Regions from separate parts of the Homo sapiens genome. Here region 2 is linked to region 1. The links are chromatin loops, found by intact Hi-C in ENCODE. Cell type or tissue: natural killer cell. All regions are shown on one strand. Links, peaks and the distances in the headings refer to the core of each region. The heading gives the core; the rest is flanking DNA. Region 1 holds the start of LINC02195 (long intergenic non-protein coding RNA 2195). Region 2 has its middle 50 kb from the start of LINC02195.

Region 1 (5,380 bases), core at 130-5,129:
GGATCACAAGGTCAGGAGTTTGAGACCAGCCTGATCAACATGGTGAAACCCCACCTCTACTAAAAATACAAAAATTAGCCAGGTGTGGTGGCACGCACCTGTAATCCAAGTTACTCAGGAGGCTGAGACAGAAGAATGGCTTGAACCCAGGTGGCAGAGGTTGCAGTGAACCAAGATTGTGCCACTGCACTCCAGCCTGGATGAAAGAGCAAGAGTCCATCTCAAAAAAAAAAAAAAAAAAAATTACTTCTCATATCCCAACTCAGGAGGGCACACAGCTCATGTCTGCCTCACTTTCATTCTGTAAGGGCTAGTGGGTGAGATGGATTGCATCTGTGACATTAATTCTTCACCCTGCTCCCCGCATGCATGCTGTTGCATTCCTCTCACTAAAAAGGAGGAAGCCCGTTTCTCCATCCTTGACACTGGAGTTGCCAATCAGATGCAGTGGAAGTGGGGGTGAGTCACTGTGGTGCTGAGACCTGCCTGGTGAGTTTCCACTGGCTACTGTTGTGCTTTGCTATTGATATCATCCCTACCATCTCCATAGGAGTGACAAAAATTGCATGCTGGGTTCTGGAGAGAAATATAATTCAGCATTCATTAGGCTGCACTCTTACCCATTTCCTTGTTATTAAAGTCACAGCACTAGATACTGACCATTGCATTCCTATCATTCCTATAGACAGGATCTCTGACATGAGAGTCACAGGCTGTTTAAGAATTGATTTGCATACCCATTGTTCCTATAGACAGGATCTCTGGCATTAGAATCATAAGGCTTTTGTTTAAAGATCACTTTAGATGTTTTTCAGGTCCTGAATTCCAGTGGAATAGCTGAAGCCCACCAGTTCGAAGATTCCCAGGGAGGAACCAAATCGACACATGAATACAGCTTCTTTCATCCCCCTGTCCAATGACTTCGCCCTGTACTCTTTGACCAATCAATGAGCTCCACATTTTAGCCTACTCCAAAACCCTTAAAAACGCTTACCCCAAATCCCTCAGAAATGGACTTGAGGTTTCCTCCTATCTTGTTGTTTGGTAGCCTACGATTAAACCTCTTTCTCTGCTGCAACCTGGTGTCTTGGGGTGTTGACTTGCAGAACACATCTGGCAATGGATCTGTTACAGTTATGCATTCACCATGGGAACATGCCTGCTGGAGAAGGAAAAACGTGTGGAGCAGAGCCAACTCACTCCAGTCTCCTCAACCGGTAGCCAACCAACTCCCAGGTATGTGAGCAAGACCATCCAAGATCAGCAAAGCCACCAGTGGGCCCCCAATGACCCCAGCTGCATGAGGAACACATTTATTTTTATATACCACTGAGGCTTTGTTGCTCACTCTTTCTGTGGCAGTAGATAATTGATATAGTTCATGACCACACTTATGGCCAATCAGAGTTAGAACTGAAACTTTTGCTAGAACAATTAGCACAGAGACATTTATTTTTCTACTGATACTTTTGTGCTGAAAAGCTCTAAGCCTAGAGCAGCTGGAAGATGCCATGTCACCTTGGAGAAAGGGTGTCTGAGACTGATGCCAACACAGAAGAGTAGAAATTTACAAATAAGAAGGAAGAATTCTAACAATGTTTTTTTGAGTTCCAGGGTCAAGCCATTCCTGTAACAACTAAACTAGACTTTTCACTTAAATGAACTGAATGCTACCTTATGTTTCTTGCTACAGTCAACTTACGTTGGATTTTTAACCCCAGGTTATCATAGAGTCCTGATCAGTAGATGTATTTTCAATGTAGAGTATTGTGAAAAGTAATGAGTTATAAATGTGCCTCCATTGGAAAGTCAAGAGTCTAGAAAAACACGGCTGTTTTTCTGAATTCCAGGTAGTAAAAAAAACAAGTGTTTCTATCCTTTCTTGTGCATTTTACTTTCTAGAGTGCCAGAGGCTTGCGTAAGTAAGTTTGCACCTTGCTGAGCTGTTAAGAGGCTGTGATGACAGTTGCCCCCACAAGATTTCACCAGTACCTGGAAATAAGTATGACTCACTCCTGACTCAGTTTTGGTGACCACGAGGGCACAGCAATTCTGAGAAAGACTGGGCCAGGTTGTTCTTCTACGTCAGTGATTTAACTCATGCCATAGATGGTAGAAACCAACCATTTCAGACCTGAAGGAGATGGCAAAGATGAGATCATCAAAGACTCATGGTTTCCTGTGGAGATAACCAGAGGCAGAGGGGCGGAGGCAGTGCTGGTGGAGTCTGGCATCCCATGCAGGACTAAGAAGATGGGCTTTGCGGGCAGAGAGATGGAGGTTTGAACCTAAGCGTTGTTATCTATAAATGTAGCCACTGTGGGCAAGTCATTTAACCTTGCTGGGCCTCCATTTCCACTTTTGTAAAGTAGGGGTACAGTACCACACAAGAATGAAAGATCATTATATATATATGTGTGTGTGTGTGTGTGTGTATATATATATATATATTTATTTATTTATTTTTTGAGGCAGGGTCTTGCAGTGTCACCCAGACTAGAGTGCAGTGGCACAATCATGGCTCACTGCAGCGTCCAACTCCTGGGCTCAAGCAATCCTCCTGCCTCAGCCTCCTGAGTAGCTGGGATGACAGTCACATGTCACCATGCCCAGATAATTTTAAATTTTTTTAGTAGAGATGGGGTCTCATTATGTTGCCCAGACAGGTCTCAAACTCCTGGCCTTGAGCAATCCTTCCAAAGCTTCCCCAAATGCTGGGATTGCAGGCATGAGCCCCAGCATCCGGCCAGTTGCTGCTTACATTTAATATGTGTAGGCACTCCCACTCTGGGAGGAGCTACTTAATCTTCCTCATCACCTCCCACGTCCCACAAAAAGTGGGCTTGACTTAGTGGTTTGCTTCCAAAGAATAAAGTATGAGAAGGGAAAATACACTAATTAGAAAGTGGAGGCTGGGCATGGTGGCTCACGCCTGTAATCCCAGCACTTTGGGAGGCCGAGGTGGGTGGGTCACAGGTCAGGAGTTGGAGACCAGCCTGATCAACATGGTGAAACCCAGTCTCTACTAAAAATACAAAAATTAGCCAGGCGTGGTTGCACATGCCTGTAATCCCAGCTACTCAGGAGGCTGAGGCAGGAGAATCGCTTGAACCTGGGAGGTGGAGGTTGCAGTGAGCCGAGATAGCACCATTGCACTCCAGCCTGGGTGACAGAGTGAGATCCCATCTCAAAATAAAAAAAAAAAAAGCAAGTGGCGAAACCTGGCAAATGCTACCCAAGTGATGAATGCCAACCTCACTGAGGAAGCCTGGTGGCTCTCATGCAGCCTTGGATAAGATGTGAAGAGGGGCCGGGCGCGGTGGCTCACGCCTGTAATCCCAGCACTTTGGGAGGCCGAGGCGGGTGGATCATGAGGTCAGGAGATCGAGACCATCCTGGCTAACAAGGTGAAACCCCGTCTCTACTAAAAAAAAATACAAAAAATTAGCCGGGCGCGGTGGCGGGCGCCTGTAGTCCCAGCTACTCGGGAGGCTGAGGCAGGAGAATGGCGTGAACCCGGGAAGCGGAGCTTGCAGTGAGCCGAGATTGCGCCACTGCAGTCCGCAGTCCGGCCTGGGCGACAGAGCGAGACTCCGTCTTAAAAAAAAAAAAAAAAAAAAAAAAAAAAAAAAAAAAAAGATGTGAAGAGGAAGATGCTTCAGTTTTGTGGTGTTCTTCCCCCAAACCCAAACTCCAGTCTACTCATGAGAAGTCCACCAGAGAAACCCAGAGTGGAGGACATTCTACAAAATACCTGGCCAGTATCCCCACTAGGACTTCCAGGGTCATGAAAACCAAGGAAAGACTGAGAAATGGACACATCAGAGGAGACTGGGGAGATGCTACAACTAAATGCAATGTGATACCTTGGATCAGATGGTGGAACAGAAAGAGGACATACATGGAAAGACAGATGAAATTGTAATTAAGTCCAGAATTTAGTTAATAATAATGTAAGAATGTTGGTTTTTCAGTTGTGACAAATTTACTCAGGTTATGTGAGATGTTAACAAGAGGAGAAAATGGCTGGGCAAAACTACTGGCTCATGCCTGTCATCTGATAAAGGAAAAACTTCAGCCAAGTGCTGTGGCCCACGCCTGTAATCCCAGCACTTTGGGAGGCCAAGGTGGGCGGATCACCTGAGGTCAGTAGTTTGAGACCTGACCTTTGCACTCCAGCCTGGCCAACATGGTGAAATCTCGTCTCTACTGAAAATATAAAAAATTAGCCAGGCATGGTTGTGGACACCTGTAATCCCAGCTACTCGGGAGCTGAGGCAGGAGAATTGCTTGAACTGGGAGGCGGAGGTTGCAGTGAGCTGAGATCATGCCATTGCACTCTAGCCCAGGCGACAGTGTGAGACTCGATCTGAAGGAAAAAAAAAAAAAGAAAAACTTCAGGCAAATTGAATGTAAAGGAGTTTAGTTGAGCAATGAACGATTCAGGGATCGGATATCCCCCAGAATCACAGCTGATTCAAAGAGACTCCAGCACAGCCATGTAGTGGAAGATTTATAGACAAAAAAAGAGGGCCAGGCGCGGTGGCTCACGCCTCTAATCCCAGCACTTTGGGAGGCTGAGGCGGGTGGATCAAGAGGTCAGGAGATCGAGACCATCCTGGCTAACACGGTGAAACCACACATCTACTAAAAATACAAAAAATCAGCCGGGCGTTGTGGCAGGCGCCTGTAGTCCCAGCTACTCAGGAGGCTGAGGCAGGAGAATGGCGTGAACCCGGGAGGCAGAGCTTGCAGTGAGCAGAGATCATGCCACTACACTCCAGCCTGGGAAACAGAGCAAGACTCTGTCTCAAAAAAAGAAAGTGGGGGGAAATGATGTACACAAATCAGAAGTGAGGTACAGAACAGCTGGATTGGTTACAGGTTGGCGTTTGCCTCATTTGAACACAGCTTCAACACTCATCGGTGTATGAGTGGTTGAAGTATAGCTCCTGGGATTGGCCACGACTCAGCTGTTGTTACAGGTGTGTACTCCTATGTTCGGTTTTCAATTTTGTCTACCTATTAAGTTAGGTTGCAGTTTGTCCACAAGGACTCAAATATAGAAGTACAGAGTCCATATTTAGTTTGTGTTAACAAATCCCAGCACTTTGGGTGGCTGAGGTGGGAGGAATACTTGAGCTCAGGAGTTAGAGACCAGCCTGGGCAACATAGTGAGATCCCATCTCAAGTAAAATTCTCTGGGTCAAATCGTTTCTCCTTAAAAATTTTTTTAACTGGGAAAACTTGGCGAGGGTATATAGGAACCTCCCGAACTATCTTTAAAGCCATTTGATAAATCTAAAATTACTACACAAGAAAGAAATACTTAAAACACAGCTTTCAAAATAAAATATTGAATTGCTTTTGATTTAATCTT
Region 2 (5,380 bases), core at 321-5,320, 48 kb before region 1:
TCCTGCTGGACCACGACTGTGTTTATACTCTGTCACCTCATCCTCCTGGCTGTAGCTGATTAGAGCACTGGTGAATCATGAGATTTAATCCTTGACTGGGATGATTGAATGAGGGTCCCTCTGGAGACTATGAAGTAATATATACAGAAACTATAATCAGGTGGTGGTGCTTGGACTGGAAGGCCATACGGAGTCAGTTCAGACCTGGGGACTTTGCAATTCAAAAGGAAGTCATGGGTTTCAGTAGGAATTCTTTCTACCGTAAGTGACAGAAAATTAAAAACAAATTAGCTTATACACAAAAAAGGGGATTTACTGGCTCAGGCAACTGTAAAATCCAGGCTAATGTAAGCATCAGGTGTCACTTGATACAGGGGCTCAAATGATGTCGTGCAATCTATTTCCCTGTCCTACTCCATGTGCTGGCTTTATTCTCAAACAGGATTTGTCTTGGTCATTGGAAGATGACTCCAGCAGCCCCCAGACCTATCTCCCTTATCTTGAAATCTCCTTAGTAAAGCGAGGCTTTCCAAAATACCCCAGCAAAAGCCTCTCTGCATCTTATTAACTGTAGGTCAATGGGACTTTAACCAAATCATATGAACTGACAAAAGGGAAGGAGAGGATCCCCAAACATCTGGAAGAAGAATGAATGTGTGGTGAGTAGTCCACATCACCATTACTAAGTGGAGGATGGTTTTATGCAGAGAAGGAAATGGAGCTGGTACCCAGGGCAAAACAGAAATTAGAAAACCATGGTCATATAGGGAGGCTAGCGAAGGAGAGAGGGGAGGGAGGAAAGGAGTGATAAAGAAACTCCCATAGCGTCTCCCTTTCTTAGTTTTATACTGTCTTAGTCTGTTTGAGTTGCCATAATGAAATACCATAGACTGGTTGGCTTACAAACAACAGAAATGTATTTCTCACAGTCCTGGAGGCTGGGAAATCCAAGATCAAAGCATTGACAGGTTTGGTGTCTGGTGACAGCCTGCTTCCTGGTTCATATTTGGCTGGGTTTTTTGTTGTTGTGTCCTTACATGGGGGACGAAGCAAGGCGGGGGGTGGGGGTCGCTGGATTCCCTTCTATAAGGCCACTGCTCCTCTTCATGAGGGTTCCATCTTCGTGACTGCATTTAATCCTAATTACATCCCAAAGGCCCCACCTCCTAATATTAGATTGGTTCAAATGTAATTGGAGTTTTTGCCATTAAAAGCAATGGCCATTTAATTTGCCATTAAAGGTAATGGCAAAAACCGCTATTACTTTTGCACCAACCTAATACCATCACATTAGAGGTTAGGCTTGAACACGTGAACTTAGTGGAGGGCTGGCAGGGGGCAGTCACAAACATTCAGTCCATAGCATATTCCATCCCCAGATGTCCCATATGGAATTACCTTTGTGTCCTTATAAGAAACTCCCCCCCTTTTTTTGCAAAGTGGATTCTGTTTCTTACCACCACTACACCCAAACTCAGACTGAGAAGTGCTCAGTTACCCTGGCCACAGGCACAGATGGCTGGATTGACACTACCATGAGGCAAACCATGTGTCTAGATGCACTTTAATAGATGAATCATGAGCATTAATTTCTCAAACTGCAATTGTCTCCCCAGTTACTAAGCACTGTTAGTCCTAATTAACCAGTTTGCAGGCAATTTTTCAACCTATCAAGTAGAGAAATAAAATAATGAACCCAGTTGAGGAGGAGTGGAAAGGTGGTGAGTTCACTGGGGAACTAGTGTTTTATTACCAATTCCACTCATGGTTGAGCTGCAGAGGGTTTTTTCTTCTTTATTTTATTTTATTTTCCTTTTTTTTTGCCACCTTTCCCCTAATCATACCTTCAAGTCAGGAGAATCCTGTCAGGATATTAAGATGAAAGATGCCTCTAAGTTTCCCTAATAAAAGAGCTCGATTTAATTCATGATTACACCCAGTTAATTTGGATGCCTTAATGATCCCGTTTGCAGGGAAAAGAAATCAAATGAATGTGTTATGCCCACCTTATTTGATAGCATCTCAAAGGAGTTTCTGTATTAGGAAACAAAATATTAAAAACCTTATTGCTCTGTTTCCAGATGTGTGTTTGGACGCTGGCATTCTTTCATTTTGATGACTTGAATCAACAGGAAGTCTGAAAGGAAATAAAGGGGCAAACCAGCTCATTAAAATTCCAGAAGTCCTAAGTCCCTCATTATACGGCCTTGTCTGGTTTTCCACTTTCCCCTTCTCCCGCTGCTGCCTGGACCACATACAGCAGGTGCTCAATAAATGCCTGTTGAAGAAAGGAGAGCTCCCCTCCGGAGCTCAGCACTCCCGCCGCTGCCCCACCTTGCTGGCCCCTTGGGGGCGCTGCTGCCTCTCAAACACTTGGCGCAGATCTGAGCCGGCTCTCTCTGTTCCTGGGTTTTCTTGAGCAGAGCTGAGAGGCTGACATTTCCACAAAGAGCATCGCTGAAAATGTGTGAGAAGCTGGGGAAATAAACAAGGAAAATACATGACTCTATAAAATATCCATGTTTCCATATGAACTCCAGAACTCTAGTCAAGGTGGCCGAGAGATTTGCCAGACTCAACTTTTTCTGGCTTCTGGCCACTCCTAGCTCTGTCTGCATCTCCCCTCTCCAGCTCCACGTGGCCAGGGCTACCTGTTTTCCGTGTTGAAGGAGCTCTCTGCTGGGCACTTTCCCTACCTCCTAAGATTGTACGAGAAAAATCTTCCTCTTTCATGAATTCAAAGGCTTTGAATTTGCCAGTCACATGTCTGGCAGCTGGTGTCAGCTGTTGGCTGAGGCATCTTGGTTCTGCATGTGGCCTCTCACGTGGTTTACTGTAGACCAGCTCCCTCATCAGTGGTCTCAGAGAGGAAGCCTCAGTGCACAAGTACTCATTACACTTCTGCTGGCACCAGGTTTGTACATGTACCATTGGCCAAAGCAAGTCACAAAGCCAAGCCCAGAGTCAATGAGGAGAGGCACACACAGAGTAATGGATGCATGATGCGCTGGGGTCCTTACTGTAGCAAACTACCTAGGGCAGCATGGTAGTGGCCAGTCAAGTCATTCTCAGTGGGACCCCTACCAAGTGGTTCGAGATACTGCAGTAAATGCTCTGGTAGGGTGACTGGTAGAAACATTTACGAGATTGGTGCAAAAGTAATTGTGGTTTTTTGCCATTAAAAATAATGCCATTAGGCCAGGCGCGGTGGTTCACGCCTGTAATCCCAGCACTTTGGGAGGCCGAGGCGGGTGGGTTACCTGAGGTCATAAGTTTGAGACCCGTCTGGCCAGCATGGTGAAACCCCGTCTGTATTAAAAACACAAAAATTAGCCAGGTGTGGTGGCACATGCCTGTAATCCAAGCTAGTTGGGAGGCTGAGGCAGGAGAACTGCCTGAGCCTGGGAAATGGAGGTTGCAGTGAGCTGAGATCACGCCACTGCACTCCAGCCTGGCCAACAGAGTGAGACTCTGTCTCAAAAAAATAAACAATAATAATAATAATGATAATGCCATTGAAAGTATTTGTTTATTGGATCTTTTTAGATTTTGTTGATCTTGTGGGACCTGAGAAAGAAAGAAAAATCTGTGGGTTATAGAGAGGCCTGCATGCTATGTTCTGTGTACAGGCCTTGCTCCCTGTAGCCCAAGGGGGATGGGAGTGAGAGGAACCCATCTGAGCCTCGACTCTGCTGCACTGGGAGGGAAATTCTTGTAGGTCTCTTCTGCATCTGTGTGGGATGTAGCTCCTTTCTGGACCTCATCTCAGGGGTAATTCTTTTTAATAAAAAGAAAAAACAAAGCCCTGTTGAACTAGGTCGAGATAGAATGTGTATGAGCACATTTGTGTGCTGAGAAACTGGATCCACTATACCAGTATCCTAAAGATGGGAGGAATTACAGTCAAGTAAGCTGGTAGAAGACAAAGGTCTCTGAGATGGGACCACCCATCTTCTCTGGGAGCTTCTGTGTTATTTTATATCTATGTGACTGATCACCTTAGCGTGTGCTTGTGTGCATGTGTGTAAGTGTGTATGACAGCGAGAGAGAAAGGGAGAAGGAGGGAGGAAGGGAGAAGAATATGGAATGTGTACATGAAGCAGATATTGCTAGTTCTCCCAGCACAGTCCCTCAGCCCACCCTAGACTGTAACCTGCACAGAGTTCCTCCCTGTAGCAGTCCCTGGTGCCCAGCACATCTCTCCCTTAGCCATTTCCCTGAGGGGGTTTTCATGCATATGTGGGGTCAGACCAGAAGCACCAACAGGGTAAGCCCACAGGAGGGATCCTCCACCCTGGAATTGGTGCATAAACGCTGCAGCCTTCTTCTCCCTCCTTGGGACAATTCTGAAGCACGTCCCACACTGTCTCAGAGGATCCCAGCAGCACTAAGCTTCAGCTGCCCACAGCAACAGTGCACTTATTAGCACACACTCTGTTGGCTTTTCTCTTCCCTGACTCACTTCTCCACTCCCTCATCAGGCTTCCTGGGATCATCTCCCAAATAAACTGCCTGCACTCAAGAACTTGACTCAGAGTCTGCTTCTGAGACACCAACTGGAGACAGCAGAGGTGGGTATAGTGAGATCGTCTGTGTGTTTGTGAAACTATTTTATTCACAAATTGAGGAAGATGTGTGTGTGTGTGTGTGTGTGTGTATGTGTGTCTAAGAGAGTGAAAGAGCAGCAGAGGGTGGAGGGAAGAAGAGGAGGAGGAGGATAGAAGGAAAGAGAGGAGGGGCAGGGAAGAGATGAAAGAGAAGAGAAGGTGAAATCTGCTGACATCTTGAGCACCCACCTATGCTTCTTGGACCTATGAAATGTCACTTCCTCCTGAAGGTGGTTCTGATCCCCCAAACACAGATCCCCACTCTCAGCTCAGTAGGATTAACCCCTCCCCACATCCTGCCCAGACTATCAGGGCATTTGAATGGCAGCTGTTTTCAGATCCATCTTTTTATTCTTTGGTCCTGAGTGCCTCATTTGACCCTGGCATGTAAACTGTGTCAATGAATAAATGAAAGGAAGATAGAATGGAGGAACAAATGTCAGCAGCATAAAAATAATTGAAATTTGAAAAGATTTAGATGCTTTCAGAGGAAAAAGCACTTTGGGAGGTCAAAGTGGGCAGATCGCTTAAGCCCAGTTTAAGACCAGCCTGGACAGCGTGGTGAGACCCTGTCTCTACAAAAAATGTGTTAGCCAGGTGTGGTGGTGTGTGCCTGCAGTCCCAGCTACTCAGGAGGCTGAGGTGGGAGGATCACCTGAGCCTGGGGAGGTTGAGGCTGCAGTGAGCCAAGATTGTGCCACTGCACTCCAGCCTGGGTGGCAGAGAGAGAGAGAGACCCTGTCTCAAAAAAAATAAAAAAATAAAAAATAAAA

The links. Peaks named below come from ENCODE experiments on the same cell type or tissue, not always from the same donor. Only the 100,000 strongest peaks of a DNase experiment are listed, where the experiment ranks them.
Region 2: a loop joins it to region 1, with 3 times the contacts of the local background. A loop is called at or near these places in 5 of 110 quality-filtered maps.

The regions. Positions count from the first base shown.
Region 1 is chr16:26,594,973-26,600,352 of GRCh38, reverse strand. LINC02195 (long intergenic non-protein coding RNA 2195) reads left to right here and starts at 4,904. Exons shown (of 3, transcript XR_950950.3): 1 at 4,904-4,985. In natural killer cell, for the core only: no CTCF peak of the experiment used is centred there; a DNase peak (open chromatin) is centred at 2,142; H3K27ac peaks cover 1,570 bases.
Region 2 is chr16:26,642,779-26,648,158 of GRCh38, reverse strand. No RefSeq gene overlaps it. Among named protein-coding and RNA genes, the nearest start is that of LINC02195, 50 kb to the right of the region's middle. In natural killer cell, for the core only: CTCF peaks have their summits at 2,153 and 2,358 (motif pointing right); a DNase peak (open chromatin) is centred at 2,368; H3K27me3 peaks cover 187 bases.